Regions from separate parts of the Homo sapiens genome. Here region 2 is linked to region 1. The links are chromatin loops, found by intact Hi-C in ENCODE. Cell type or tissue: Calu3. All regions are shown on one strand. Each heading gives the region's core, and the rest is flanking DNA. Links, peaks and the distances in the headings are about the cores only. Region 1 has its middle 230 kb from the start of BMP2. Region 2 has its middle 160 kb from the start of LINC01428.

The links. Peaks named below come from ENCODE experiments on the same cell type or tissue, not always from the same donor. Only the 100,000 strongest peaks of a DNase experiment are listed, where the experiment ranks them.
Region 2: it touches region 1 in a loop (13-fold over the local background); 2 of 110 quality-filtered maps call a loop at or near these places.

What each region holds. Positions count from the first base shown.
Region 1 is chr20:6,986,155-7,002,407 of GRCh38, reverse strand. No RefSeq gene overlaps it. Among named protein-coding and RNA genes, the nearest start is that of BMP2, 230 kb to the right of the region's middle. In Calu3, for the core only: no CTCF peak of the experiment used is centred there; a DNase peak (open chromatin) is centred at 7,657.
Region 2 is chr20:7,085,994-7,102,246 of GRCh38, reverse strand. No RefSeq gene overlaps it. Among named protein-coding and RNA genes, the nearest start is that of LINC01428, 160 kb to the left of the region's middle. In Calu3, for the core only: CTCF peaks have their summits at 7,457 and 7,656 (motif pointing right); DNase peaks (open chromatin) are centred at 7,636 and 11,296.

The sequences.
Region 1 (16,253 bases), core at 3,971-11,970:
TTCATTACCTGCCCCTTTCCCCTCCAAACCTGTCAACTTTTCCTTTCTTGTTTATGTTTTGTTTTTGTTTTTTGAGTGAGAAGGTAGAGAATCACAAGCAGAGCTATGGTGTTACTTATGGCATATTTTAGAATTAAAAAAAAAAACCTCAGTGGTATTGATGCAGGGGCAGAATATCACTGGTGAATTATAGCACACTATAATATGGTGGAAGAGAATGAGAATATTTTACCTTTTTTCTTACTAAATGATATGAAAACTTGATTTTAACATAAAATGAACACATTTCTTTTTTCTTCTCTCTGCCTTTCTTCCCATAAGAAATGGAGAGGGAAAGAATAGTCTATTGCTTTATTTAGGTAGTGTATTAGTCCGTTTTCACACTGCTGATAAAGACATACTCGAGACTGGGTAATTTATAAAGAAAAAGAGATTTGGCGGGGCACGGTGGCTCACGCCTGTAATCCCAGCACTTTGGGAGGCTGAGGCAGGTGGATCACAATGGTCCCAATGGTCACAATGATCACAATGGTCAGGAGATCGAGACCATCCTGGCTAACACGGTGAAACCCCATCTCTACTAAAAAACACACACACAAAAAAAATTAGCCGGGCGTGGTGGTGGGCGCCTGTAGTCCCAGCTACTCGGGAGGCTGAGGCAGGAGAATGGCGTGAACCCGGGAGGCAGAGCGTGCAGTGAGCCGAGATCGCGCCACTGCCCTCCAGCCTGGGGGACAGAGCGAGACTCAGTCTAAAAAAAAAAGAAAAGCGAAAGAGATTTAATGGGCTGACAGTTCTACTTGGCTGGGGAGGCCTCACAATCATGGTGGAAGGAGAAAAGCACGCTTATAAGGCGGCAGACAAGAGAGAATGAGAGCCAAGTGAAAGGGGTTACCCTTCATAAAATCGTCAGATCTTGTGAGACTTATTCATTACCACGAGAACAGTATGGGGGAAACCGCCCTGATGATTCAATTATCTCCTACCAGGTCCCTCCCACAACACGTGGGAATTATGGGAGCTGCAATTCAAGATGAGATTTGAGTGGAGACACAGCCAAACCATATCAGGTAGCTGCTCTTTCTCCTTTTCCTTTGCAACATCTTCAATATTATAATCATACCATTTTATCCACGCAACACTGCGTATATTTTTCAAGTTTTGGTTGCCTTTTCTTTCACCTGAACCATACTTTATTTCACCTTGAAGATGTCATATTAAGTAAAAGGTATTTCAGGAGATGATTACTTTTCCTCATTATCTTCCAGAGTTGCAATAAAACATTGGAGTTTTTAAGACCATCCATGAATGGGGAAAACAGAATTCTACATTGCTTTCAGAAAGTGCATAATTCCTTTAAAATATTTTCAGTTTATTCTTATTCTCATTAAAGTGAACTGAAAACAAATCTACTCTTTTATTAACTCAGTTATGTATTCAATATTTACTCATTGTTTATCCAATTCAAAAAATATTTGATGAATAAATGAGTGAAGAATTGAATAAAAAGTGTTGTATTTAACCAATTGTCCATTGACTGGAACCTTCAAGATTCAATAATAATCTCAAGAGATGTGAGTGGAATCACACAGTGTAGATGCTGTTAATTTTGTTTTAAAAAAAAGAAGGATATTATTGTCCATAGACAAATAATGTAGGAGCAAACTGACATTGGTTTCAGCAGATTCCTTTGTTACAAAATCAAAATTCTATAAATATGTTCATTTCATTGAAGTGATATACTGTGTTCCAGGCATTAATAAAACATTGCTAAACAAATTTAATTTCCCCATTCCAGTAGAGGAAAGACATAATTTAGCAAGATAATTTTAAAGAGTACAAGTATATCAGTACATTATAATTGAGGCCAGGCTTGGTGGCTCATACCTGTAATCCCAGCACTTTGGGATACCAAGGTGGGAGGATTATTGAAGCCCAGGAGTTTGAGTCTAGCCTGGGCAACATAAAGGGACCCCATCTCCACAATAAATAAATAAATAAATAAGCTGGGCTTGGTGCCACGTGCCTGTGGTTCCAGCTACTCAGGAGGCTAAGGTGGGTGGATCACCTGAGCCCAGGAGGTTGAGGCTGCAGTAAGCTATGAATGTTTCACTGCACTCCAGCCTGAGTGACAGAGTGAGACCCCATCTCAAAAGAAATTATAATTGAGTCGTTGAATAGCCAATGACAAAGGAGCCTAATTACACCACAGAGCGATCAGATAAGTCCTTTCTTTGTAGATGGTACTTGAAACAAAAACTCAATAACAAGAAAGAGTAAGCTTTGTAAATCATATACTTGATAAGGATCCAAAATACACACACACACACACACGCACACACATACACCTCTTAAAACTCAACGAGAAAAAGACAGACAACCCAATTTTAAAATGGGCAAGAACTTAACTATCTCTTGCCAGTTATTCCTTAATGGTTTCTAAGAAACAACAGTTAAGGTTTTGGCAGGAAGGGTAATAGATTAGCTGACTACCACACTAGCATGGCTAAGTTTATCTAAGAAATCTTTGATGAACCCATTGCCAAAAACTTGGAGGAAGGGGCAATGGAGAGAAACTGCTTAATGGATAAGGGTTTTACTTCAGAGTGATGGAATATTTTGGAGCTAGATAGAGGTAGTAATTGTAACAACATCGCAAATGTACTAAATGCCATGGAATTGGTCACTTTAAAATGGAATAAATGATGAGAATTAAGAAGAAAGAAAGAATGTTAGCTTTCCATTTTTCATGAAGATTGTGAAAGCGCCTTGACAGGACGTGCTGGTAAAGCACCTCCTCCCGGGCTACGATTTGCTCACACTGGGGCTCACTCAGGATCACCTGCAGCAGGAGGCACTCCTTTCCACTCTCAGTTCAGAACCAAATAAACAAATAGTGCACCAACTTTGGAGAGACACACGTCAGAGCTAAACATATAATTTGGAAAATTATATGAGGCTAATTGCCCAGAAAAGACCTCTTAGCTTTTCACAAAGATTCACAGGGAAGATGTTGGAAGCCTCATCAGAAAGGCTTAGAACATTAATTTTCCCAGGACAAGAGTGAGAAAAAAAATTCTGGGAAACACAGGAGAGATGAGGCACAGAGGTATTTGTGTTTACCCAAGGGAACACCACCAAAGGATAAACAAAAAATGTTGCCATAAGCCCCTAAGACTCCATGGGCAGCTCAAAAGTCAAGTCTCCCAAGGCAATGTCCTTTTCTTAATCTTAGACTTTGCATATATATATATTCACCCAGTTTTGCTACATAAATCTCTTTGAGGGGCCTTTCAGGCATATATGCGTGTGTACATGTATATACATATATACATATACATGTATACACACATATATATACTTTTGCATATGCATATGTATAGCAAAAGTCACTTGCCGAACTTCAGATTATTCAAGGATTTATACCTGTATATGATGAATGTGGCATTATTCTGGCTCAGGCCTTTTATTTCTATAAATATCTAATGAATTCTTACTATAAAATCAGAATATCAAAGTTATAGATTCAAGCCCTAAGGTTTGTAGTCTGTCTTACCATGAGGCATGAAAGTGTCCCGAGGTCTTCCTATTAATTCAAGGTTTATTGTCTTAGGTCTGACTTCCGCACCTTCAGGTGGTAGCAGTTTCAAGCTTCAAATCAATAATTTTTGTCTTTTTTTTTTCTTTCTTTTTCTGACATGCTTTGTCTAACCAAAGTAAAGGTACCTAACAAGGCCCTCAAAGAGATTTATGTAGCAAAACTGGGTGAATACTGTTCTCTTTCTAGACTGCTTTCATGAAAGTCAGGTTAAAAATAACTGAAAATTTGCAAGGGCCTCAAACCAAGTCTGAAAAGTCAGCCTCCGCCAGGCACCAGAATCTGCTGGCTACTCATCAGTCACGGTTTAAAATTCATTTGTCTTGTTTGGTTTCCAATAAAAAATATAAACAAACAAACAAATAAATAAATATTAAGTACAGCCACCTTTTCTATAACAGGCCTTGGCAAAAACAAAGCAAAACAAAACCACGCAAATAAAATTATGAAGAGAGTCCTGGAATGTCAATCAAAGTCACCTTGTGGGTGATTTCTGTGTCCTTCCTGTGCAATAGCAAAAATGAAGAAGAAAATGAATAAAATACTGTCATCTCCTGACCCCCTTAGAATGTCTCCACATCCTAGTAGTTGAGGGGTTTTCTAGAAAACATTTGTATACTCAGAGCAGGTGGAAATGGCGAGTGTTTAGGACCCCGGACCCAACCCTTTTCACAAATGGGATCTGCTGTTAGCCCTGCTGTAAAGCATCTCCTTGGTAAGCCTGATTCAGACAAAGCTTGCATTGTGAATTTTGAATCACAAGCTCAATCCCTGTGCAACAGAACTTTCTGTGATGGTGGAAATGTTCTGTAAACCTCGTTCCTCGATACGGCGGCCGCTTGGACAAGTGACTATTGACCACATGGAATGTGACAGGTCTAAGGAATTCTTAATGAAATTTAATTTTTATTAATTAAAATTTAAATGGCCACACAGTAGTAACTGGGGCTACTACATGGGACATGGGCACAGAGGACACCGGCTGGCTTTCCTCACTAGTGGCAGCTCCAGAGATACCACTATCCCACAGCCCCATTTTAGCTACCTTTGGATTGGGGTGGAAGTCCTCTCTAGTAGTAGATGATAGAGAACTTAGAATTGCGAACAATTTTCTAAAACAATATAATCACTTTACTTTCAGATATGTGTGATTACTGACAAAAAGGGAACCAGCTTGCTAAAGTTGCAGTCCTGCTTGGCTTACAGAAATATCATTATTTTCAGTTAGCCTGTAAATACCCCAAACTGGACTTGGCTTACTTACTTTGCAATTTTATTGTCTATATGTATGTGAATGGTGTTTTACTGTATGTTTTAATCTTTTCATCACCCAGTTTCTCTTAAACTAATGCACTCCCTCAAGTAAAGGCTTTGCCTACCTACTAATCATGAAAAACTCATCCAGACAGCTGCTTGCTGTGTCGACAATGCCAAACAGCCTCCTCCACCTTGGTTGATTTAGCTAAGCCCTTGGTAGTATAAAGTAATGTTGATGGCTTTTACTTTTTTATTTTTTGCATTTTGAACTTTTAACACCCTTCTGCCTCCAAACTCTTAAGCTAAATTTCTTCACCTTTTACACCTGTTCATGATCTATGTATGCACACTTTACCAGTAGTATCTAGAATGTTATTCTTAAACTTTAGGGAACAAAGGAATCATCTGAAAGGCTTGTTAAACACATATTCCTGTGCCCTACACCCAAAGTTTCTGATTCAGTAGATCTAGAGTGGGGACAGAGAATTTGCATTTTCAGTAAGTTCTGAGGTGTTGAAGATGTAGCTTATCTGGAGACTATGCCTTAAGAAACACTGACATTGCGGCACTATTCACAATAGCAAAGACTTGGAACCAACCCAAATGTCCAACAATGATAGACTGGATTAAGAAAATGTGGCACATACACACCATGGAATACTATGCAGCCATAAAAAATGATGAGTTCATGTCCTTTGTAGGGACATGGATGAAATTGGAAATCATCATTCTCAGCAAACTATCACAAGGACAAAAAAACAAACACCGCATGTTCTCACTCATAGGTGGGAATTGAACAATGAGAACATTTGGACACAGGAAGGGGGACATCACACACCGGGACCTGTTATGGGGTGAGGGGAGCGGGTTGGGATAGCATTAGGAGATATACATAATGTACATGACGAGTTAATGGGTGCAGCACACCAACATGGCACATGTATACATATGTAACAAACCTGCACACTGTGCACACGTACCCTAGAACTTAACGTGTAATAAACATTTATGTATATATATATAAACACACACAGGAAGAGAAAAAATAAAAAGAAAGAAACACTGACATAAGTATTCTTCTTTATTTCTGGGACTCCTCCCCACAGCTACTTAAACCCTGTGGTTGGTCATTGTATTGAAGACCTCAGCAATGCTCTTTACAAAACTGGATGTGCGTGATTCCATTGGGACATTATTCAAATGAAGAGTTGGTGTCAGTGAGTCCAGAGTGGAACCTGAGGATCTGCATTTCTAACAAGCTCCTCAGTGATGCTGAGGCTGCTGGAACACCCTAAACTTCCCACTTCAACTTTTCACCTTGGGTATTTTCACCCCTGTGCCATTCTGAGAAACACAAGTTTCCCGAACCCTGCTAAGGAGCTGGGTTCTTTGACATTCATTGTTGCCTGAGAGTTCCTCCTGCTGGCTAACACTGCAGCTGCCACTCCCCAGTCCCATGCTCAGGGCAACCATCGTTGATTCATCCTGGCAATTGAGTCGGAATGCCCCCAGAAAACCTTTCTCAAAACAGTGTCCTCCAGGCCACCATGAGCAAATCCTGATAGAATAAGAGGAAACTGATTAACTCTCCTGATTCAAAATAAATCTCCTGGCTGGGAGTGCAGTGCCTCACACCTGTAATCTCAGAAATTTGGGAGGCCAAGGTGGGTGGATCACTTGGGGTCAGGAGTTCGAGACCAGCCTGGCTAACATGGTGAAACCCCATCTCTACTAAAAATACAAAAATTAGCCAGGCGTGGTGGTGGGCACCTGTAATTCCAGCCACTCGGGAGGCTGAGACAGGAGAATCGCTTGAGCCTGGGGAGGTTGAGGCTGCAGTGAGCCCAGATTGTGCCACTGCACTCCAGCCTGGGTGATAGTGAGACTCTATCTCAAAAAAACAAAACAAAACAAAATAAATCTCCCAAAATAGTTCTACGAAACTTCACTAGGGGTTAAATTTTTTTCCCACTTTTTAGTGCCAATAGACAATCATACTTTCTATGTAACTGAGAATATTTAGTTCATATGGTTATTCAGTTCCCTCTTTCAAATACTTCTATTAATTTTGATATATGTTTCTCGCTGTTGTTTTCAGCCATCATCTCTAATTACCTTCTGCCTTGGTAGAAGTCATGATCTGCTTTATTAATACTTGATTTTTTACCTTCCAAGATGATACACACTCTACTTAGTGTCTTTGATATGTTCTTCTTTTAAATTTCTCCCTTATCTAAGTTAAACTCTTATTTCTTTTGTCAAAAATGTGTACTCTTGATGCTTCTATTAGACCAAAATGCCTGTCTTGTTTCTCTCTTTGCTTTAACTTTCATTTCTTCAAAAGTGGAGTCTATTCACGGCTTCCATCTTGAAAGCAGCCCCTTATTCCTTAACCTACAGAAATGGATCCCCCCAACACCCCACCTACCTAGCAATAGTGCATAGCTGTTTACTCAGGAAACCCAATGACTTTTTCTCAATCCTCAATGCAGTAATTTTTATTGACTAGGTGCTTTGAAACAAAAGATTTTGTTTTCCACTACATCCTGGCCCATTCTTTAACACCCCTGGCTTCACTTCTGCTTCTATCACTAAATATCTAGAAGCCAAAAAGGGGTTCTGTCTCTGTTCTGCTACAGCTCTCTAGTCTTCCTCAGAAATCTCACTGACTGAGCTCATCTTTTCCTCCCCAAGTCAGTTTACTCTTTGAGTTTTCTTATTTTGTTGTTTAAGTGGCCTGGGCTCAAAGTCCCAGAATCCGCCTGAACCTGCCCACACGTCACTCTCTACACCCAGTGAGTTCTCAGGTCCTATAAATACTTCCTTCAAAATGTTTCTCTCTTTCAAATGATTCTTTAAAACATTCCATTCCTTTTTATCACTGCCAATTCCAACCTCGTGCAGGTCTCTCATTACTCAATCCTCTAAGCATACTGGGCATTTCTCAATTCTCTCCATGTCAATTAATCTAAGAGGCTGTTGTAATGGAATTTCCCCAAACCCTTCCTTCTTATGTCACACTCATGTTCCCAAAGCCCTCATCACCCCACATTTCCTGTAGTTAAATAAAAGATCTATATCCTATCCTGGTGTTCAAGAGCCTCTGTAATGGGACCATTCAATGTATCTACATTTCTCTCCTTCTACTTGCCTCCATGGACTTTTCATGAACTCTCCACTTTAGCCATATTGGTTCACTTTTTCTCAAAATATGTCATGTTGTGTGCACAGAGCCACCCCACCCCATCCTTAGCCCCTGCCAGTTGCCTATGTCCTCCCTTCCTCCATTATTCATCCCAAACTCCAACAGCTGGGTCCACCTCTCCTGACTTTAGTCTCAGTGTGCTTTGCATGTTGCAAGCCTGGTTTGAACAATTCAATTAGCACCTAGTCTTTCTTTTTTTCTATATCTTTTTCCTATAAATCCTAAATTCCTGCACAGATTTGAAGCTCCCTGTACAAGGAGCTCTATCTGACATTTGTGATACGTAGAATGGCAGCATGTGGATCAGCAGTACCACCAGACAGCTGAGTTTGAAAGTAAAGACTTGATTCTAATTTTGTCCACTTATAGATCAACGTTAGAATTTCTATGCAGTTTAAACTTAGCTTTGCCCTCAGGGTGATAATTTTACACAGTGTCCTGCAAAAGATATACACGCCCAAACAGATAGCATTTCTTACAATAACAAGACCTCCACACAGTCAAAAGCTGCAGTTGAACTAAATCTTCTTTCATATTCTAGTTAATAAATGCTCCTAAATATTTTCAAGTTTCTCCACCGTCGCTAAGGCTTAGAGAGGCTATTTGTCATACTTGCGAAGGCTTCAAATGAGGCATGATTTCCAGAAGAAAGCAGCTGTGTAAAATTGGCCTGCAAACAGAAAGACGGCATGGCTGTGGGACACCTAGCCTGCTGTCAACAACCAAAACTCTCACCGGCACTGGTAATGTTTTATTGGTTTAATATTAAATAACTGCCCCTGCATACGGAGTGTATTATATTTAATGGTACTCTAATACTTGGAACTGCAGTTTTCTCTCATGCACCTGTAAAATTAGTATTTCCAAATATTCCACTAAGTTAATAAAGCTTAATTTGTTTTATGTGCGGTGTCCAAAAGCCTGACATAGGCAGTGGAACTCTTGACTTGGAGAAGATCTGATGGGTAAATGGTTATTCACCACCTAAGAGGGACTGTTTTTTTTTTCTCTCTCTCTCTATGTATCTCAATGCACACTATTTGAAACAAAGATTATAAGGTTTTTGTTTATCTTGAGTCATCAGTGAGCGATTAATGCACTTTGGTTACCCTTTGCTTTGTTCAGGGTAAGTCTGGATGGGGAGATGAGTAATTGCAGGTTTGCTAAGACCAAACCTGAAGACGATTCTTCAGCCTGCTCCTGTTTGAATGCCTTAACTATTACTAAACCTTGGGTAGGGAGTCATTTTTAGTTTTGCCCAGACATTTTAAGCCTTCAATTAGAAAGGATTATTTACCAATAGTATTCATTTGAGGGCAAAATTTCCCAATTATAAAACAGTTAAAACAAAAGCTGAAAACAATGAAATTTGGATTCTGTGTTTTTCTTACTGAAAGTTATGACCTGGCTCACTCAGAACTCACCATTCATATTAATTCATCTTGTTTCTAGAAGCCATTGTGATCTTCTGATTCTGCTTTTGGCACTAAGAACAGTCTGAACTAAGGTACAAAATAAAAACAGGTTTTAATAAATTCAATGGGCATTGTGGCCACCCAGCCTGTTCTTTATAGACTCACTTTCTAAGATTAACTGACCTACAGACTGATTTTTTTCAAAGTTGCCCATTTAAAATTGGATCTTCGTTCATATGCAAGTATTTGTTTGAATACCTGTTTTCAATTATTTGGGGGTATATATTCAGATACATCCATGGCAACAGAGAGCAAATTATCTGTTGCCAGGTGCTTGGGGCAGGGGAGAGTGCAAGTGACTGTTTAATAGGTACAGGGTTTCTTTTTGGGGGTGATGAAATGTTTTGAGCCTATAACAGATAGCATTAATAGTTGCATTGCATTATAAATGTACTGAATAAATACAATTGAATTATACATTTTACAATGGTTTATTTTATGTTAGGTGAATTTCACCTCAATTAATAAACAAAAAACTAGAACTTCAGCATGGGCTTGCTGAATGTATCGTTTGCAAGCCAGCCCCTTTCAGCACAAGCTTATAAGTGGTATTGAGCTACCCTTACAAATGAGCCCTAGAGCCTAGCTTCTGAAAGAAACACATGGCTTTCGACTATTTCTTACATATCCTCATGTGATCAAACTTGCCTACTTCTATTTAGATCTACTGCGCCTGTTGCTATTAACAGGACTATGTAGAGAGCCAACGCCCGTCCCTGCACTTTCTCAAAGATCTTTCCTCCAGTCTCTGATTGTCTTTCCACATGATACTGCTTTTCTTCATTTGTTTTTATTTTCTGATTACATCTAAGGAGCCAGCAATTTTTAGGGACTCCGCATTAGCCTTTTCTCTTCTCTGCCCTGTGGGGATATCAGATGATTGATATCACCTGGCTGCTGAGGAGGCCCAAATCTGGACCTGCTGCCCTGCTGCCTCCCCTGGTTCCAGACCTGTGTGGCATTAACCACCTGCATGCCCAAAAGATGATCACTTCCCAGATAGAGGCCATTATAAATTAGCTCACCTTCATATAATTTTTTAAAATGGTTTAGAAAGTACTTTCACAGATGTTATCTCTTTAAATCTTCACATCATCCTTGTGAGACAAATAACATTGCAATGCCTCTACTCTCTGCTTTGCAGATAAGAAGGCTGAAGCAGAGAGAGGTGCAGTGGTCAAGGTCACTGGGCTGATAAAATACCCACTGTATTAGTCCATTTTCATACTGCTATAAAGAACTGCCGGAGACTGAGTAATTTATAAAGGAAAGAGGTTTAATTGACTCACAGCTCAACATAGCTGGGGAGGACTCAGGAAACTTACAATCATGGCAGAAGGTGAAGACGAAGCAAGGCACCTTCTTCACAAGGTGGCAGGAAGGAGAGTTGCTGAGTGAAGAGAGGAAGATCCCTTTATAAAACCATTCGGTCTCGTGAGAACTCACTCACTATCACCAGAACAGCATAGGGGAACCACCCCCCGCCCATGATGTTCATTTACCTGCACCTGGTCTCTCCCTTGACACGTAGGGATTATGGGGATTATGAGGATTAAAATTCAAGAAGAGATTTGGGTGGGGACACAAAGCTGACCACATCACCTATCCTGCCATATAATAGGGTGTCTTTACATTCCTTCAAAAATGTTCCCTCTACCACATTTGCATTCTCTTTTGTCAATGCCACTTTCTTTCCACCCAGATCTGGAAGTAGACTCTTCCAAGTTATTCTCAACTTTCTTCCTCCTCAGTACCCACATATATCCAGGTCTGTCACCTTGAATCTTATTCTACAGCCATGGCCAACTGTGCATTCCCTCTTCTCCCTCTCATCAGACTATTGCAAAATTCTCTTAGCTGATCTCCTAGTTCCCACTTCTATGGAGCTCCAGATGATTATATCTTATCACTACTTTTGTCCCAAGAGCCTTGATTAATCATCATTGTCTATCAGATTACCACCACGTCAAAAGCTTTAGCATGCCATTCAAGGCTTCTTCACATGCTTCCACTTGCCAGGCCCAGCTCTCAAGACTTCTTCCCATGTCTCTAATCCAGAGCCACTGAACCACCTTCTGTCCAGAAGCCATCGCATTTCACTTTCCTATGCCTTCACTTGTGCTATTTCTCCTTCTTGAATGTCCTTTTTATTTATTTTCTAACTAAGGGAACCCTTCAAAACTCAATTTTAAAATCACTCTTCTTGAGAAATATTTCCTGCGTCCTCTATACTTGGCCCATGGAGGAGTAGTCAACCCTTATTTGATGTTCAATGGAAAATATTATACATAACATGTGTGTAAGTTTCCTAGGGTCACTGTAACAAATAACCACAACTTTAGTTTCTTAAAACAATAGACATTGATTTTCTCACAGTTCTAGAGGACGGAAGTACAAAATTAAGGTGTCAGCAGGGCCACCCTCCTTCCGGAGGCTCTGGGGAGAATACTGTCCTTGTTTCTAGCTTTTGGTGGCTGTAGTTATCCCTTGTCTTATGGCTGCATTTCTCTTTGCTCTGGCTTCAGCTTGCCTTCTCCTCCATGTGTCTACCTCAAAACTCCATATGCCTCTCTCTCGTGAGGACATATATGATTACATTGAGGGCCCACCCATAAAATCCAGGATAAATGCCTCTTCTCAAGATCCTTAATCACATCTTTTGCCATCTAAGGTAATATTCACTCTTTGGCATGTAGGGCAAAATTCGCAGGGATTAAGATGTAGACATCTGTTTGGAAGCTACCTTTAAACCCAATACACTGTGACTATAGTTGGTGATACACTGAGTTATAGCTCCTTGGAGTGTATCCCCATTATCAGCTACTGATGCATGAGGACCAGCTCTTCTAGATACCCAAGAGCAACTGTTATTGTATTAACACCACTACTTCCACCCTCTCCTGAGAAAAAATAATGTTCAGAATGAAAATATTTGAAAGCCTGTTGAAAGTCTTTAACCATTATAGCCTCATATATGTGGATTTTAGAGGGAGACCTCAGTATAGTGTTTAAGAGGCAGCTAATGGAATGTTTAAGAACAGACCGGCAAGCAGGTTTCATGGATCCAATCTAGTGTGCAACCTTATGGAAGTCATTTACCCTGTGTGTGCTTCAGTTTTCTTATTCTAGAATGAGGAAAATAATAACAGTATCTGCCTTGTAGGGTAAATATGATGAATTTTATGTGAGTTTTTATGGGAAAAGCACCAGAAAACATGTATTATAATTAAGACAAAATGTGATATCCGAATATTACAGTTCTATCCACTATAATGAATTTACAGCAGATGCTAGGTTTGTCAGCTATGCCCTCTGAAGAAGAGACACTGAGATAGAATCACATGTGGGTAGTATTTTAAGGGAAAGTGCTTGTGTGAAAGAAAATGAAGAGCATCCAGGTGAGGCCGGAGAGCCACTAGACTGTGAAGGAAACCTGACCCTTGACCCCGAATGAAGGAAGAGGGAAGAGATGTCAACTGAAAGCATCCTAGGCCACTGTGCAGACTTAGTATGGCTAAGGCTATTCGAGAAACTGTGAGCTAAAGTCAGTATATATTTTTGCATTCTGGAGAAAATTTTTACACTTGCTTAAGTTTAATGCTTCTCATATTCTCCAGTTGTTCTGATAATGCATCCTGGAAAACAGCCTTTCAACCAGGGCAGTCCTGTCTGATCACTTGCCAGTGTGTCTCTTGTCTTAGAGGCATTTTTCCTGGAGGCCTTCAACATCCTGTTTCATTCTGGACTATTTGCTCTCTAGGCCAAAACACCTGTCATGCAGAAAGTTCCTTTTTCTTCATGTTGTAAATTCTATTTGCTTCTCTTACATATGATTCCTTGGATCCCAATATGCCTCTGTCTTATTTGTTTATTTTGTTGAAATATATTTTCTGGGAGTTTCCTGAGATTGAGTGCTTGGTTGGGTGAGGGAGGATTATTTTGGGACATTGTATGTCTAAAAATGACTTTACTCTGTCCTAACACTGGAACGAAAGTTTTGCTAGGTATACAATTATGGTTTGAGGAATCATTTTCACTAAAAGTTTTGAAGACCTATTCCAGTGCATTCTAGTTGCTCTCTGATACCATTCCTACACTTTATTCTTTGTTATGTTCTCATTTCTTCAGCCCCTGGAGGTTATTACAATTTTCTCTTTATCACTTGTTTCATAAAATTATCATGATAAAGTTGCTTTGGTGGAGTCACTTTTTTATTCACTGTAGTGAATACTTGGTGGAAAAGTTCAATGCCCTTAGCACTGACAAATTTTCTTTTTTTTAATTTAATTTTATATTTTTGAGAGAAAGATTCTTGCTATTGTTGCTAGGCTGGCTTCTTGAACTCCTGGACTCAGGCGATCCTCTCACCTCAGCCTCCTGAGTAGCTGGAATTAGAGGTGTGTGCTACCACTCATGGCTAGTACCTGACAAATTTTCTTACATTATTTTGTTGATAATGTCCTCCTCCCTATTTTTTCTGTTCTCATCTTTTCAAACACTTAGTAACTGCGTATTAGGTCACCTAGAATCATCTGATAGTATTCTTATAACTGCTATAACACATCTCATTTTCTTTTTATTTCTATAATTTGGACATTTCCCTCAAATTTATTTTCCAAAACTTCTTTTTTTAAAATTTTAATCCTATTATTAATTTACAAGATCTCATTCTATTCTTTGTTCCATTTTGACAACATTTTAATATGCAATGGTTATAATATCTTTATATATCTTTTTAACATGATTAATAAGAATTTCTTTAAAGCAGTCTTTTCTTCCCTATATTACGTCTTCTTTTTCAGACTTCTTTGTTCTTGTTTGTTATGTTCCATATCTTCCCTGTAGTAGGATTTCCTCAAATGGCTGATGTTGCTTGTTCATCCATTTACTTAACAGTAAAACAACAAATAGTTGAATGGAAGCTTTATTTATGTTTGTGGGGTTTGTACATAGGGGAGGTTGACTCTCAGGTGATTAGATGAAAAGATGGCTGCATCTTTGCATAGAACCAAGTAGAGATACTAGCATCTTTGCTGCTAGCTCAAAACTATGAATCTCCTGGTATTCTTTCTGTAGATCATTTTGGTGCTCCACAAAATTAACCTCCAATGTTATGTCTGGGAAGGGGTATATCTAAAGGCAGGACTACAGGCAGGAAAGGTAGTTCTCACCTTTTGATTTAAAGACTTCTACTTCATGGTATTATAATCAACACAAAACCTCCAGCTTATCCTCTTCGGGGCTCCTCATTCCTAATCACTGAGATTTTTCTAGTCCAATTTCTCTAGAGAATAAACTTCCAAGGCTCTTGCAGGTATTAGGAGTGGGAAGTGTTTGGATCACAAGGGTGGATCCCTCATGTCTTGGTGCTATCTTTGTGTTAGTGAGTTCTCACGAGATCTAGTGGTTGAAAAGTGTGTGGCACCTACCCGGCCCCCACTGCTGTTCTTGCCATGTGATGTGTTTGCTCCTGCTTTGCCTTTTGCCATGATTGAGATCTCCCTGAGGCTTCACCAGAAGCTGAGCAGATGCCAGCACCATGCTCCCTGTAAAGCCTGCAGAACTGTGAGACAGTTAAATGTCTTTGCTTAATAAGTTACCCAGTCTCAGGTATTTTATTAAAGCAATGCAATAATGAACTAATACACAAAATTTCCCACTATTTTTTTTTTTTTTTTTTTTTTACTTTTTGACAACCTGTGGAGAAGATGTCAAAAAATGCTTTATCTATTCTACCATTTGGAAATAAAAGCATTCATTTTCTGTTAATGCCCATACCCTTTTTGCTCTTATAGTTCAAGCTGTACTTTTTACTTTCCTTCTCCTAGCAAGATAGCCTTGCCCACCACCATCCCTAAATGTTTAAAGGCCCAGTTTTTTTCTCAAAATTTTATCTTTAACCTGAACTTTTTGTTTCTTTAACTTTTGTGACTGGCTTTTTTTGTTTTTAACTTTTATTTTAGGTTCAATGTACATGTGCAGATCTCCTATATAGGTAAACTGCGTGTCACAGGGGTTTGCTGGGCAGATTATTTCATTACCCAGGGAATAAGCATAGTGGTGGCGGTTTTTTGACCCTCACCCTCTTCCCAACCTCCACCCTCAAGTACGCCCCAGTGTCTGTTGTTCCCGTATTTGTGTCCAAGGATACTCAGTGTTTAGCTCCCACTTATAAGTGAGAATATGCAGTATTTGGTTTTCTCTTCCTGTGTTAGGTTGCTTAGGATAATGGCCTCCCACTGCATCGATTTTCCTGAAAAGGTCAAGATCTTGTTGTTTTTTTATGGCTGTGTAGTATTTCATGGTGTGTATGTACACATTTTCTTTACCCAATCCACTGTTAATGGGCACCTTGGTTGATTCCATGTCTTTGCTCTTTGCTCTTCTGAATAGTGCTGCAATGAACACACAAGTGCGTGTGTCTTATCGGTAAAGCAATTTATTTTCTTTTGAATACACACCCAGTAATGAAATTGATGGGTCAAATAGTAATTTTGTTTTTGCTTTTGTTTTTGTTTCTTTATTTTGAGACAGAGTTTCACTGTTGTTGCCCAGGCTGTAGCGCAATGGCGTAATCTCAGCTCACCAAAACCTCCGCCTCCTGGGTTCAAGTGATTCTCCTGCCTCAGCTTCCCTAGTAGCTGGGATTACAGGCATGCACCACAGTGACCAGCTAATTTTGTATTTTTAGTAGAGACGGTGTTTCTCCATATTGGTC
Region 2 (16,253 bases), core at 3,689-11,688, 100 kb before region 1:
CATTGTAGTTTTGATTTGCATTTCTCTGATCATATGCCTGTTTACCATTTTTATGTCTTCTTTTGAGAATGTCTATTCAAATCTTTTGCCTATTTTCGATCAGATTACTGAATTTTTTCTATAGAGTTGTTTGAGCTCCTTATATATTCTGGTTATTAATCTCTTCTCAGATGAGTAGTTTACAAATATTTTCTCCCATTGTATGGATTTTATCTTCCCCTTGTTGATTGTATCCTTTGCTGAGAGAAAACTTTTTAACTTTGATAATCCCATTCATCCATTTTTCCTTTACTTGCCTGTGCTTGTAGAGTATTGCTCAAGAAATTTTTGCCCAGACCAATGTCCTGAAGATCTTCCCCAATGTATTATTGTAGTAGTTTCATAGTTCAAGGTCTTAGATTTAAGCCTTTAATGCATTTTGATTTTATTTTTGTATATGGTGAGAAATAGGGGTCTAGTTTCATTCTTATGATGTGGATATCCAGTTTTCCCAGCACCATTTATTGACAAGACTATCTTTCCTCCAGTGTATGTTCTTGGTACCTTTGTCAAAAATGAGTTCATTGTAGGTGTGTGGATTTCTTTCTGGGTTCTCTATTCTGTTCCATTGGTCTATGTTTTTGTTTTTATGCTAGTACCATACTGCTTTGGTTACTATTGCTCGGTAGTAAAATTTGAAGTCAGGAACTGTAATTCCTTCAGTTTTGTTCTTTTTTCTTAGAATAGTTTTGGTTATTCTGGGCCTTTTGTGGTTCCATATGTATTTTAGGATTGTTTTTTCTATTCTGTGAAGAATGTCATTGGTACCTTGACAGGGATTGCATTGAATCTGTAGATTGCTTTGGGTGGTATGGACATTTTAACAAGATTGATTCTTTCAATCCACGAACATGAAATTTTTTTTTCATATTTTTGGCATCCTATTCAATTCTTTCATCAATGCTTTATAGTTTTCATCATAGACATCTTTTACTTCTTTGGTTAATTTCTGGGTATTTAATATTACGTGTTGCTCTTGTAGATGGAATTGCTTTTTCATTCTTTTTTCACATTGTTCACTGTTGGCATATAGAAATGCTACTGATTTTTTGTATGTTGATTTTGTATCCTGCAACTTTATTAAGTTTGTTTATTAGTTCTAATAGTTTTCTTGTCGTGTCTTTAGATTTTTCCAAATTTAAGATTATATCATTTGCAAAAAAAGGATAACTTGACTTCTTCCTGTCCAGTTCACATGCCCTTTATATCTTTTGTCTTGTTGCTGTAGCTAGGACTTACAATACGATGTTGAAAAACAGTGGTGACACTGAGAATTCTTGTCCTGTTCCAGATCTTAGAGGAAAGGCTTTCTGTTTTTCCCCATTCAGTATGATACTAGCTGTGGGTCTGTCATAAACGCCTTTTATTATGTTGAGGTATGTTCCTTCAATCCCTGGTTTTTTTAGGGTTTTTTTTTTTTATCATGAAGGGATGTTGAGTTGTGTCACATGCTTTTTCAGCATCAATTGAAATGATCATATGGTTTTTATCTTTCGTTCTGCTGATATAATGTATCATGTTAATTGATTTGCACATGTTGTACCATCCTTGCATCCCAGGGATAAATTCGACTTGGTCATGATGAATGATTTTTCTAATGTATTGTTGAATTCAGTTTGCTAGTTTTTTGTTGAGGATTTTTGCACCAATATTCGTCAGAGATATTGGACTGTAGTTTTTAATTTAGATGTGTCTTTGTCTGGTTTTGCTATCAGGGTAAACTGGCCTCGTAGAATGAGTTTGGAAGCATTTCCTCCTATTTTTCAGAATAATTTCAGTAGGCTTGTATTAATTCTTCTTTAAGTGTTTGGTAGAATTCAGCAGTGAAGTCCTTGGGTCTTGGGCTTTTCTTTACTGGGGGACTTTTTGTTATGGCTTTGATCTTGTTACTTTTATTGGTCTGTCCAGGTTTTGGATTTCTTCCTGGTTCAATTTTGGTATGTTGCATGTGTCTAGGAATTTGTCCATTTCTTCTAGATTTTCAAATTTATTGGCATATAGTTACTCATAGTAGCCACTAATGATTCTTTGAGTTTCTGCAGTATCAGTTGTAATGCCTCCTTCTTCATTTCTGAATTTATTTATTTGTATCTTCTGTTCATTTACTTCTGATCTGATCTTTATTATTTATTTTCTTCTACTAATTTGGGGTTCAGTTTACTCTTGCTCTTCTAGTTCTTTAAGATGCATCATTAAATTGTTTATTTGAAATTCTTCCTCTTTTTTGGTATAGGCACTTATAGCTTTAAATTTTCCTCTTAGTACTGTTTTTGATGTATCCCACATATTTCGGTATAGTGCTTTTCCATTATCATTTGTTTCAGGAAATTTTTCAATTTTCTTCTTAATTTCTTCATTGACCCACTGGTCATTCAGGAACATATTGTTTAATTCCCATGTATTTGTATAGTTTCTGAAATTCCTCTTATTATTTATTTCTAGTTTTATTCCATTGTGTCAGAGAAGATGCTTGACATCATTTCAGTTTTTCAAATGTTTTAAGACTTGTTTTGTGACCTAACATGTGGTCTATCCTTAAGAATGACCCATGTTCTGAGGAAAAGAATGCGTTTTCTGCAACCATTGTGTGAAATGTTCTGTAAATACCTTTTAGGTCCATTTGGCCTATAGTGCAGATTAAATCCAATGTTTCTGCCTGGAAAATCTGTCCAATGCTGAAAGTTGGGAGTTAGTCTCCAGCTATTATTGTATTGAGGCCTATCCCTCTCTTTAGCTCTAGTAATATGTCCTTTTTATATCTGGGTGTTCCAGGGCCTTGGCTGCATATATATTTTAATTGTTATATCTTCTTGCTAAATTGACCCCTTTATCATTATATAGTAACTTTTGTCTCTTCTTGTAGTTTTTTTCCTTGAAATCTCTTTTGTCTAAGTATAGCGACTCCTGCTCTTTTTTTGTTTCTGTTGGCATGGAATATCCTTCTCCATCCCTTTATTTTCAATCTGTGTGTGTCTTTATGGATGAAGTGTGTTTCTTTCATGCAGCAAATCCATGGCTCTTGCTTTTTCATCCATCAGCCACTCTCTGTCTTTTGATTGGCTAGTTTAGTACATTTCCATTCAATGCTATTATTGACAAATAAGGATTTACTCTTGCCATTTGTTACTTGTTTTCTGCTTGTTCTGTGATCTTCTTCCTTCTTTCTTTTCTTCCTGTCTTCCTTTAATGAAGGTGATTTTCTCGGATAATACAATTTAGTTTCTGGCTTTTTATTTTTTATTTGCCCATTGTATGTTTTTTGGTGTGAGGTTATCAGGAGACTTCCACATATGATCTTATAAACTCATTATTTTAACCTGATAACAAGTTAACACTGATTGCATGAACAAGCAAACAAGCAAGAAGAAAACTAATAAAGGCTCTATGCCTGAACTTCATAGCCCTCCTTTTTAATATCTTGTTGTTTCTATTTATATCTTATTATATTATGCCTTGAAATGTTGTCACAGTTATTCTTGGTTGATAAATTGTTTAGTCTTCCTACTTAGTGTAAGAGTAGTTACAGTGTTATAATATTCTGTGTTTTTCTGTGTACTTACTGTTACCAGTGAGCTTTTGAATCTTCAGTTGATTACTTATTGCTCATAAATGTCCTTTTCTTTCGGATGTGGTACTTCCTTTACCATTTCTTGCAGGACAGGTCTGATATTAATTAAATTCCTCAGCTTTTGTTTGTCTGGGAGAGTCTTTATTTCTTCTTCATGTTTGAATGATATTTTTGCCAGATAAAGTATTCTAGGGTAAAAGGCTTTTTGTTTGTTGTTTGCTTGTTTTCATGCCACTCTTTCCTGGCCTGTAAGGATTCCACTGAAAAGTCTGCTGCCAGATGTATTGGAGTTCCATTGTATGTTATTTGTTTATTCTCTTACTGCTTATAGGATCCTTTCTTTGTCCATGGCCTGTGAGAGTTTGATTATTACATGTCTTGAGGTAGTCTTCTTTGGTTAAATCTGCTTCCTTTTTTATAACCTTCTTGTACTTGGATATTGACATCTTTCTCTTGGTTTGGGAAGTTTTTTGTTATAATCCTTTTGAATAAATTTTCTACCTCTGTCTCTTTTTCTGTCTCCTCTTTAGATTTTGAGGCTATCTTCTGTATCCTGTAGACATGCTTCATTTTTTTAATTCTTTTTTTATTTTGTTGCTTCTGACTATATTTTCCACTGGCCTGTCTTCAAGCTCACTAATTCTTCTGCTTAGCCAATTCTGCTATTAAAGGACTCAGATGCATTCTTCAGTATACCAATTGTATTTTTCAGCTCCAGAATTTCTGCTTGATTCTTTTTAATTATTTCAATCTCTTTGATAAATTTATCTGATAGAATTCTGAATTTCTTCTCTGTGTTATCTTAAATTTTTTTTTAGTTTCATCAACTCAGCTATTTTGAATTCTCAGTCTGAAAGGTCACATATCTCTGTCTCTCAGATATGTGACCTTTCATCTCAGACTGGTCCCTGGTGCCTTATTTAGTTCATTTGGTGAGGTCATGTTTTCCTGGATGATGTTGATGCTAATAGATGTTCTTCAGTGTCTGGGCATTGAAGAATTAGGTACTTATTGTCATATTCACCCTGTGGGCTTATTTGTACCTGTCCTTCTTGGGAAGGTTTTAAAGACATTTTGAAGGACTCAGGTGTTGTGATGTTAGCAGGTACCCTAAGTCCAGAAACACTGTAGTTCTTGAAGACTCATGGAGGAAACACCTTGATGGTCCTCAACAAGCTCTGGGCGAATTCTCTGAATTCCCAGGCAAAGACTCTTGTTCTATTCCCTTATGTTCTCCCAAATAGAGTCTCTCTGTTCTGAGCCACTAAAGCTAGGGGTAAAATGACAGAAGCCCCACTGTGGCCACCAAAACTATGACTGTGTTGGGTCAGGCCTGAAGTCACCACAGCACTGGGTTTCACCCAAGTCCTGTTGTAACAACTCCCTGGCTACTGCCTATGTTTGATCTAGGTCCTGGGGCTCTACAATCATCATTTGGCAAAGCCAGCCAGGCCTGTGTCCTTCCCTTCAAGGTGATGCGGTCCCTCAAGCCCCTGAGGGGTCCTAAGGTGCTATCCAGAGGTTCTGTCTGGGAGTCAGAGACTAGAGTCAAAATCTTTAGAAATCTACCTGGAATTCTCTGGTATCGAGGCTGACTTGGCAGTCAAAGCACAACATGCAGTCCCTCCCACACCCATTTCCAAAGGCAGAGAAGACTTATCCCTTAGCCACCACCACCACCACAGGCCATGGGAGTGCTCCCAGACTACCTCTGATATTCCCTTAAGGCCCAAAAGCTAAGTCAGTTTTGGTGAATGCTGTATAGCCTGGGACTTTCCTTTCAGGGCAGTGAGCTCCCCTCTGGCCCAGGGCAGGTTCAGAAATGTCATCTAAGAGTCAAGTCCTTGAATCAGGGACCCCAAGAGCCCACTTGATGGTCTACTTTCTGTTGCCATCCTGGTACCTAAGGTGCATGACAAAGTCCCCTTTACTTCTTCCTCTGATTTTCTCAAGCAGAAGGAGTTTTGCCCATAGCCACTTCAGCTAGTAATGTGCTTAGTCTCACCTAAATCTGGCAAGCCTCAGAAGCTCACCCAAGGCCCTTGCTGTAGTATCTGGGTATTGCTTCTGGTTATTCTGGACACAAGGGCTCTTCAGTTAGCAGGTGATGTATGCTGCTAAGACTGAGTCCTTTCAAGGCAGCAGGTTTCTTTCTGGCTAAGGGTCTGTCTAGAAGTAATATCTGGGAGCTAGGGCCTGAAATAGGGACCTCACCACTCTGACCGGTGCCCTATCCTGCTGTGGCAAACGTGGTACCTAAGATGCAAGATAAAGTCCTCCCCACGTTTCCTTTTTCTTTCCTCAGGTGTCTCTTTTGGAGCCTCAAGCTGTGCAGCCTGGGGCTAGGGAAGATGTGATGCCAGCACTCCCTTGGCTGCCCTAGCTGGTGTCTGAGTATATTGTGTACCCCTCCTTCCCAGTCCACTGTCTCTGGGCCTGGTTCAGCACTAGGACACATCTAAGAGTTGTAGCCCTGGCCGGGCACAGTGGCTCACGCCTGTAATCCCAGCACTTTGGGAGGCCGAGGCAGGCGGAACATGAGGTCAAGAGATCGAGACCATCCTGGCCAACAAGGTGAAACCCCATCTCTACTAAAAATACAAAAATTAGCTGGGCATGATGGCACACGCCTGTAGTCCCAGCTACTCAGGAGGCTGAGGCAGGAGAATCGCTTGAACATTGGAGGCAGAGGTTGCAGTGAGCCAAGATTGCACCACTGCACTCCAGCCTGGGCGACAGTGAGAATCCATCTCAAAAAAAAAAAAAAAAAAAAAAAAAAGAATTGCAGTCCTTATGGCCTAGACTGCCTTTCAAGTTTACTTTGAGACGGAGAGCACTGTAGCCCTTGGTGGAGAGGTTTGGGGAAATTCAAGTTAGGATAGTTGAGATTTGCAATTCTTTTCTGGGTAGGGCTGGTTTAAATGCTTTTTCTGTGGGCAGGCATCAGCTGAGTTTGGTCCAGTTTTCCTTTCTTCTCTAAAAGGACAACACTGAGTTCAATGAATCACAATTGCTGTGCTCCCCTGCCCCCAGCAACCAGAGATGCTCTCTGTACCACATAGCCACTATGGAGGTTTGGGGAAGCTTGGCATTGGCAATTCAGGACTGGTTTTTTTCTATCTCTTCCGTGCCTTTTTCAGTGATATGAAGTTACAACCAGGTTCTATGAGTGTTCATGTGATTTTTTGGTTCTTATGAAAGCTTTTTTTTTTTTCTGTTTACATAAAAATAGTTTCCAGACATTGTCTTTCTTTTTCTTTTACAGCAGCAACCCAGATTACTCTGGGTAATCAAAATCAATCATTCCAGCCAGTAGATTAGCTCCCTTTTAGCTCCTTTTTTTGTTAGTTTGCTTATTTGTTTAGTGGTGGAGGGAGCCCAAAGTGACCAGATCAAAACTTCATCTTTCAATTTGATGAAGTCATTGCTATGGACCTATCATGTCCCCCAGGGGAAGCATTCCTCTTGTAGGCTAAGATCTCCAATCCAGCAGAGCTCAACATTATCAGAATAAGAGGCAAAATTTTGCAGGGGGTTATTAGATAATAGAGTAGACATTTTCACTTTCACACCTTGATTCCAGGACACACGCACTCTGACTGTAGGAAAAACAATGACATACAGTGACCTCTGATTCAAAGCATAAACTGCACCCTATAAAACAAAATCCTGCGCATTCAAGCTGTAATTTACCAATTGACACCATAACAGAGTCTTTATTAAGCCATGTTACCTTTCAATTAGGCCAACTGCTCTTGGGTAATGAGGTATATGGGAAGGCCATTTGATTCTAAGACATGATCCCATTATTGCATTTCCTTTGCTGTGAAATGCACTTCTGGATCCAACGCAGTACTGTGAGGAATCCCATCACGGTGGGTCAGGCATTATTTGAGTCCATTTATGGTAGTACTAAAAGAAATATTACCAGCAGGGAAGATAAACTCATATCCGGATCATATGTCTATTCCAATGAGGATAAATCTGTCACTTCCGTGATGGAAGAGAGCCAATTCAATCAACCTGCCGCTAGGTGGCAGGGTGGTCCCCAGGGAATGGTGCCACAATGGAAACTGTTGATATCCAAAATTGGCAGATAGACAAATGGGACTTAATTAAACTAAAAAGCTTCTGCATAGAAAAAGGAATACAAACAGGCAACCCTCGGAATGGGAACAAATATTTGAAAACCATTTATCCAACAAGGACTAATATCCATAATTTACAAGGGACTCAACAACTCAACAACAAAAACTAATAATCCATTAAAAATACGCAAAGAATATTAATAGTCATTTTTCAAAAGAAGACATCTGATGGCCAACAGGTGTATAAAAAAATGCTCAATATCACTAATCATCAAAGAAATGCAAATTAAAACCACAATGAGATATGATCTAAGGCCAGTCAGAATGGTTATTATTAAAAAGACAAAAAATAACAAATGTTGGTAGAATGTGGAGGAAAGAGAACTCTTATACACTGTTAGTGGGAACATAAAACAGTATGGAGATTTCTCAGAGAACTAAAAATAGAACTACTATTCAATCCAGCAATTCCACTATCTGGTAACCACTCAAAAGAAAATAAATCATTATATCAAAAAGATAACCGCACCTATATGTTTGTGGAAGAACTATTCACAATAGCAAAGATATGGAATCAACCTAAGTGTCCATCAGTGGATAACTGGATAAAGAAAATGTGGCACATGTCCGTAATGTGACACCATTTAGCAGTAAAAAAACAAAAAAAAATTTTTGTCTTTTGAAGCAACTTTAATGGAACTGGAGGACATTAGCTTTAGTGAAACAAGTGAGACATAGCAAGACAAATACTGTATATTCTCACTTTATAAGTGGGAGCTGAATAATGTGTATGCATGGATGTAGAATGTGGAATAACAGACAAAGGAAACTCGGACAGGTGAAAGAGTGGAAGTGAGGGAAGTGATGATAAATCACTTAATGAGTGTAATGTATATTATTTGAGTGATGTGATGCATGCCATAACTTTATACACATACTAGAAAAGAAATTTTGGAGAATTAAAAGCAAAAAAAATGGTAGATCAGGCTACACATTAGTGGTAGCCAGGTCAACCTTAGTAAGAAGTTCCTGTTGAGCCCAGACATAGCCTACAACCCTGTTATTATGGTCACCATGTTCATCAGTCCATTGGGCAAGCACTGGGGTGGCTGGGGAAAGAGAATTGCTAACATACACAGAGATATTACTTTGTTTACTTATTTTTCCCCAGATTTATTGAGTTATTGACAAAGGTCTATGTACTTAAGGTTTAAAATGTGATGTTTTGACATATATATACATTGTGAAGTGATTATCACAACCAAGCTAATTAACATACTCCTCACCTTCACATAGTAGTTTTTTAAATATTGAGAACATGTAAGATCTACTCAAATTTTAAGTATACAATACATTACTATTAACTACAGTGGATGCCTTTTCCTGAGCATCCACATGGGACAAAAATATCTTCACAGTCTGTGTCCATTCTGAGAGGTCAATCCACATACTTCTTCCCCAAACACATTTGTTACAAGTCTTCTAAGTTTACTTCTTTGAAAGTCCCTAACCCTTCAGCTAAACCATTAATTAGCAAGTGCTCATAAATTAGTATAGATCTACACTCCGGCCAGTTCTCACTCCAGATATAATGGACAACAAATATACTTCATGAAGGTCTGCCACTGGGGAGATTTTCCTTTATCTTTGCCAAGAACCACCCCTGACTGAGGCTGTTCATTAATTTATGTCAATTAATACAGCAAAATCTAGTGTTATATTGCTTCCTTTTTGGTCTAATATCCTTAAACAATATTCTCACACATTCCCATGGTTTCTGCCAATATATATTAGCAAGGTCTTGCTATTTCACCATGGGTTATGTTGTCTGCCACCCCAGAGCCCACTGAGATTTGACACTAGCTATGGGCCTAGTGACAATGGAGGTGGGGGTTTGTGATGGATCCCAAGAAGAATAAGCATTACTTTCCAAGGCATCCAACCCAACTTACTGTATCAAAGGGTTTTCAGGCTGAGGAAGGCAGACTCCTGGAGTACCAGATGGCCAGCCATTTCTGTTGGTAAGAGATGCTCAGAATGAGTTGAGGGTTCAAGATTATCAGTTTTATCTGGGTTCAACCAGATGTCTTCATGACAAATTTTAGAATCTCACTACTTTTCAATCAATAGCCTTTAACATAAGAAACTTGGAGATACTATGAATTGTCATAACACACTTTTAATACAATTGTCATTGTAATTTAACAACTCTCACAATTAAAATTTGTGTCTGATTTTCAGCGATATTGGCCCTGCACCTATTATACTAGAAAAAAAAAACATTGTCATAGGGATGTCATGGAGGGCTATTGTGAAAGCTGTCTGATTTTTCGGACCGTGACGTGAAATGGAAGATAATAGACCTTAGCTTGTCATTTTCTCTTTGTAAGCACTCAAGTGCACTAAACAAAAACAAACAAACAAACAAACAACTATTTCACACTGCAGCCTTTATAGTCATTATTACTGCCATACAGTTAAGGATAGCACCCACTTGAACTCCCAAGGTATGTGTTTCAATTGGCACTTAATTATAATCAGCTGCAGAGGATGGCTTGATTAATTGTAATGTCATTTCATGCCATTGGTTATTAGTGTCCCATATCTCACTGGTAAAGATCATGCTCAGACCCAAGGGCATAACCAAACCAGTCCTCACACCCCATCTGAGGTAGGCTGAAAAAAATTCCCCCTAAAAGACCACACGTCTCACACGTCTCACATGTCTCACATCCTAATCTCTGAAACCTGTGACTTTTACCTCGTGTGGTAAAAAAGAAGCTGAGGAGTGCAAATGAGATTAAATTAAGGATTTTGAGATGGAGAGAATATCCTGAATTATTCGGGTGGGCCTTAAATACAATGACACTTATCCCTAGGGGAGAGGCAGGAGAGATTTGATACATACAGAGGATAAGGTCATATAAAGATACAAGCAGATTTCAAGGTTGGAGTGAAGTAGCCATTAGCCAAGGAATGCCAGAAGCCCTCAGAAGGTGGAATGGACAGGAACAGACTTTCCCCTGGATCCTCCAGATGGAGTGAGGCCCTGCCCACAGCTTAACTATGGCTCAGTGATACTGATTTTTAACTTCTAGCCTCAGAACTGTGAGATCCATGAATTTCTGCTGCTTTAAGCCACCCAGTTTGGGGTAACTGTCACGGAAGCCCAGGAAACTAATATGTCATCTTTAGGGGGTATATTTTCTGGAACTATGCCTGATAGCAATTCTGCAGCAATCTGGATAGTCAGGAGATATATACCAGAAAGTATGTTAAAAAGGGTAAGTTAAACTGTAAAATTATTAACTATAGTAAAGGACTAACTATAAAATACAAGAGAAGTCTACATAGTAACCCAGGACTGAGAGAGAGTGCCAAGAGCAGAACAAACTTGAAAAGGAGTTCAGACCTCATAGCACAGGTGGGTTAGCCACCAGATAGCCAAGAAGTTAAATAGTTTCGCCAGTCTGGAGCTATTCTTGAGATTCTGAGCAAATAGACAACCCTCTGGATTGTAGCTGCAAAAGCTGGCAATGAGTAACCAGTGGCAGCAGGAGTCCAGGTGACAATAGGTAGGGAAGACCTCAGAGTATGCAGATCTCTTCGGAGGGAGTGGCAGCTCTGCCGGAATACCTAGGGCATAGGTAGGCTGTATGCAGACCACATAGAAACTCGTAGAACAAGTAGTGTTCTGCATGTAACCCTTTGTGTTATAGGCAGCTTTATGTAAGCCATGCAGGGATATTGATTTCCATGTTAAGAAGTTTGTAGAAAGGCCATTGCCAGGCAGAGGTTGGTGGCAGAGAGATTATGTTTCGGGTCTTACGCTGGGGTAGGCTCCGTGGCACCAACACTAATCTCTCCCCGCCAGTGGCCACCCTTTGGCATGGAAATTGCAGGAGTCTCTTGCTCCTGCAAAGTCTCTCCAGTACCCTCTACTTAGAAAGCTTAGCATCATGCTCACTTTTTAAAGGGGAAATGTTTAAAGAAATTTCACTGTTTATCACAGAGTGTATATTGAAGGGTTTATTAGAAGCTGAGAGGCAATGAATAAATGACACCATTATATACATACTGTACAGCTCATGATCAAATTTCCCCAATTGTTCCAAATATGATTTTAACAGCTAGGATTGTTTGTTTTCCCCTTGATTCCAGATTTAATCAAGGCTTACACATTACATTTTGTTGTCAAGTTCTCTTTATTCTTATTTAACCTAGAATATTCCTTCATATTATTTCATCTTTCATAATATTGACATTTTGAAGAGTCTAGACTATCATATGATGTGTTCCACATCTGAATCATCTGATTATTTCCATGTGATATGATTCATTGTAAGCATCTGTGGCAACAGTATCACATAGCAGATATTGCCTTCTTTCTTTTGCACCCTACTAGGGGGCCTGTGATGTCAATTTGCTCCATAGTTGGCAATGCTAAGTAAAACTACTGGGTTGAGATGTTGTCTGCCAGATATCTTTACTGTAAAGGTAGATTTCCCCATTTGTATTAAAAAGTAATCTGTGGAGTGACACTTAAAAACCATGAAAATACTCTTCTTCCTCCCTCCCTCCCTCCCTCTTTCCCTTCCTTTCATTCCTTTCCTTCTTTTCTTTCCTTTCCCCCTTCTCCCCTTCTCCCCTTCTCCCCTTCCCTTCCCTTCCTTTCCTTTCCCTTCTTCCTCCCTCCCTCCCTCCCTCCTTCCTTCCTTGCTTGCTTCCTTCCTTCCTTCCATGCTTCCTTCCCTCCCTCCCTCTCTCTACATTTTAATGAATATCACTATGGATTCAGATTTTTTTAATTCAGTGAATTATAATCTTTTTCTATCATTCTTTTACATATCTTTTTTTAATGAGGTGAAATTCACATAACACAATTAGACATTTCAATTTAGCGATACTTAGTACATTCACAATGTTGTTCAACCCACCTATATCAAGTTCCAAATCATTTTCATGACCCAAAAAGAAAAGCCCATATGCACTAAGCAGCCACTTGTATGTTCTTCCCCCATTAATTTCCTGGCAACTACCAATCTTCTTTGTGTCTCTATTACTTTATCTATTGTGGGGATTTCATATGAGTGGAATAATGGAGTAGTGACCATTTGTGTTTGGTTTCTTTAGCTTAACGTTTTTGAGATTCACCCTTGGGTCCACATATCAGTACCTCTTTTCTTTTTATGGCTGAATAATGGCCATTCTATGTATATATATGACTTTTTTATTTATCCATTCATTTATGGATGGATATGTGTGTAATTTCTACCTTTTGGCTATTGTGAATAGTACTGCTATGAACATTCCTGTACAAGTCTTTGTTTGAATACCTATTTTCAATACTTTTGAGTATATACAAAGGAGTGGAATTACTGGGTCAAATGGTAATTTCATATTTATTTTTTTGAGAAACTGCCAAACCTTTATACAGTGGCTAAAGCATTTCACATTTCCACTAGCAATGTATGAGGGCTCTTTTTTCTCTACATCCTTGCCAACACTTGCTATTTTCTGTGTTTTTTTTTTTATTGTGGCTATGTTAGTGGGCATTAGTTGATGTTTCATCGTGGTTTGGATTAGCACTTTCCTGATGACTGATATTAAACTTCATTTTGTGTGCTCATTAGACATACATATATCTACCTTGAAGGAATATCTATTCAAATTATTTTTATATTTTTTAAATTGAGTTATTTTCTCTTTATTATTGAGGGTATAATACTATGTTTTCTTATAAGAATTTTATGCTTTACCTCTTACATTTAGGTCTTTCATCTTTTTTCAGTTAATTTGTGTTTATGTTGTGAAGTAAGTGTCCACCTTAATTCTTTTGCATGTGAAGATCTAGTTGTCCCAGCACCAATTTTTGAAGAGACTATTCTTCCCCGATTCGGTGGTCTTAGAACCCTTGGCAAAAATCAGTTGTTCATAAAGTAAATCCATTAACTCAGAATGATCTTACATTTACTTACGTTTTCCATAACTTGTTCAGAAACATTTTTAATTTTCAGTGTACAGGTCTTTCACTTTCTTGCTTAAATTTATTCCTAGGTATTTTATTATTTTGAATGTTCTCATAAATGGAATTTCTTTCTTAATTTCCTTTTTGAATCGTTCATCGCTAGTCTATAGAGATTTCAGCAAATTTGTGTGTGCTCCTTTTGAGTCTTGCAACTTTGTTGAAATGTTTATTAGCTCTGCTAGAACCTTAATGGATTCTGTAAGCTTTTTCTGCATATAAGAGTATGGCATCTGTGAATTAGGATCGTTTTGATTCTTCCTGTCCAATTTGGATATCTTTTATTTTTTTCTTGTTTCATTGATCAGAACTTCAGGCACAATATTGCACAGAAGTGGTGAAATTGGGCATATTTGTCTTGTTCCTAGTATTAGGGGGAACATTTTCTGTTTTTTACCATTGTGGATGATGTTAGCCTTGAGTTTTTCATAAATGCTCTTTAGCAGATTGAGGAAGTTTCCTGCTATTTCTACTTTGTTAAGTGTTTTTATGGTGAAATGGGCACTCCTGCAATACTTATCTAGGCCACTTATAACTTTAGACCTTACTTCCTGCTTACGCTGAGCCTAAAGATCAGCCAGAGATGAAAGTTTAGGATTTTCTCAGTTCTCTTCTGAGGCATGCAACCTGCCCTGGCATCTATATGTCTTCCTGAATTCTGCAGTGAACATAGTGCTTTTAAATGCCTCATTTTCCCAAAGAAACTCCAAGCTTTCTTCCTAGGATTTCAGTATATCAATTGTTTTCCTTGATTTTATTATTTTGCTCCAAGCAACTACATGTTATTTATCATTGCTTTACTATCTTTTTGAATGATTCCCTCTGTGTAGCTGCTTTTTTGCTCTAAGAGAATTTCAAGTTAGGTGAAACAAAGTCAAGCATCTTGCATGAGTCTTTAGGCAGGCAACAGACAGGTCAAATACAATTCTTTGAGAGTAAGATCTGCTATTCTTCCTCCAGAACCAAGGACCAGGGTCCCAAACTGGCAACATGGGCCACTATTATCAAATTTGCCACCAAATCAAGGAGGGGTGTAGAGCAAGAACAAGTAAAAGCACTGGAAAATGTTCCTACTATTTTTGAATTACCTTTTCCTCTTTTCAGTGTTTGCTTGGTTGTTGCAAACTTTTGACCATTTTCCAGAGATCTATCAAAGTTGGCTGTGACAGTTTTGCTTGACCTTTTGGTGTTTTTCCACCATTTTCAGTGATAATGGTCCACAAATGAACAACTATTACTATTTGTGATGTTCATATTATTCTCAATTTGCCACTTTTAGTCAATGTGTGCTTTTTATCAGTATTGATTTGTCTCCTCAAGCCTCAGTTTTCCCATTTGTATTACAGAACCATTTCTCTTTCAGGGACTTTGAGGATTAGAGGTTATATTTGTAAGACAGCATAATATTAGGAATGGAGAAGTTTGGTAGCTCTCCATTATGATGGTAATCTCAGATCTCCTTCTTGATGCGTACAGTTTCTCTTCTTCCTTAGTTATTAGACACACATTTATTTGCGACCTCTCAGAAGCCAGGCACCCTGCTAGGCATGGGCGATACACCAAGGAACAATACACAACCCCTAACTCAAAGTGGTCTGTAGTCTAACGACAAAAAGTCAAGTAAATATGCAAGTACCATGTTCAGGGAAGGAAGGGCAAGTATGAGGGGAGAAGTCCAACACTAAACTTAGTGGAGTCTTGAGGGAGATTAGGGAATCCTTTCCAGAGAAAATAGCATTTGAATTTGTACAGGCCATGTTTTCTACAATGGCTAGAAAGAGTAGCAGGTATTATCCATGTTAAGGTAAAGAAAGAGAACACTTCAAGAATTAAAAATTTCATGAACAAAAGCTGCTGAAGCTGTCAAAGAGCAAAAAAAATCTCTGGAAGCTTCAAGAGGCAATTTAGTTCCACAGTGAAATAATTGAGAATACAGAAAGTGGAGAATATTGGAGAAAATAATCATATTTTGAATATTTGTAAGATATTTAAAAAGATCAACCATTAATTGATCCAAAGAGAACACTTTTACCTAGTGCAGAATATTAGAAATTATGGAGGCAATATCTTTTGTTTACAATTCTATAAAAGTAGAAATTATCTTTAGAAGAAAGAGTGTGCTCCCATTATACTACAGATTGTGAAAATGATTTGCCTTGAGTTTGCAATATATATATTCATATATTTGAAAAGAAAGAAGAAAAAACAGGAAGGAAAGAGGAAGGGAGGGAAGAAGGAAGAAAAGAAAGGAGAGAGGAAGGAAGAAGGGAAGGAGAAAGGAAGAAGGAAAAAAGAAAGAAAGAAAAGAGGGATGGAAGGAGAAAGGGAGGGAAGATGAAAAGGGATGAAGAGGGGGACCCAGGAAGTGGGAAAGGCAGGGAGAGAAGGAGATAGGGTGGGGAGGAAGAAGAAAGGGAGAAAATAGAAATAGAGAAAACGTAGGTGGGGAAGGGGAAATGGAGGAGGAAAAGAAGGAAGGAGGGAGGAACAGAAAAAAAGAAAGAGAAAGAAGGAAGGAAAAGAAGAAAAGAAA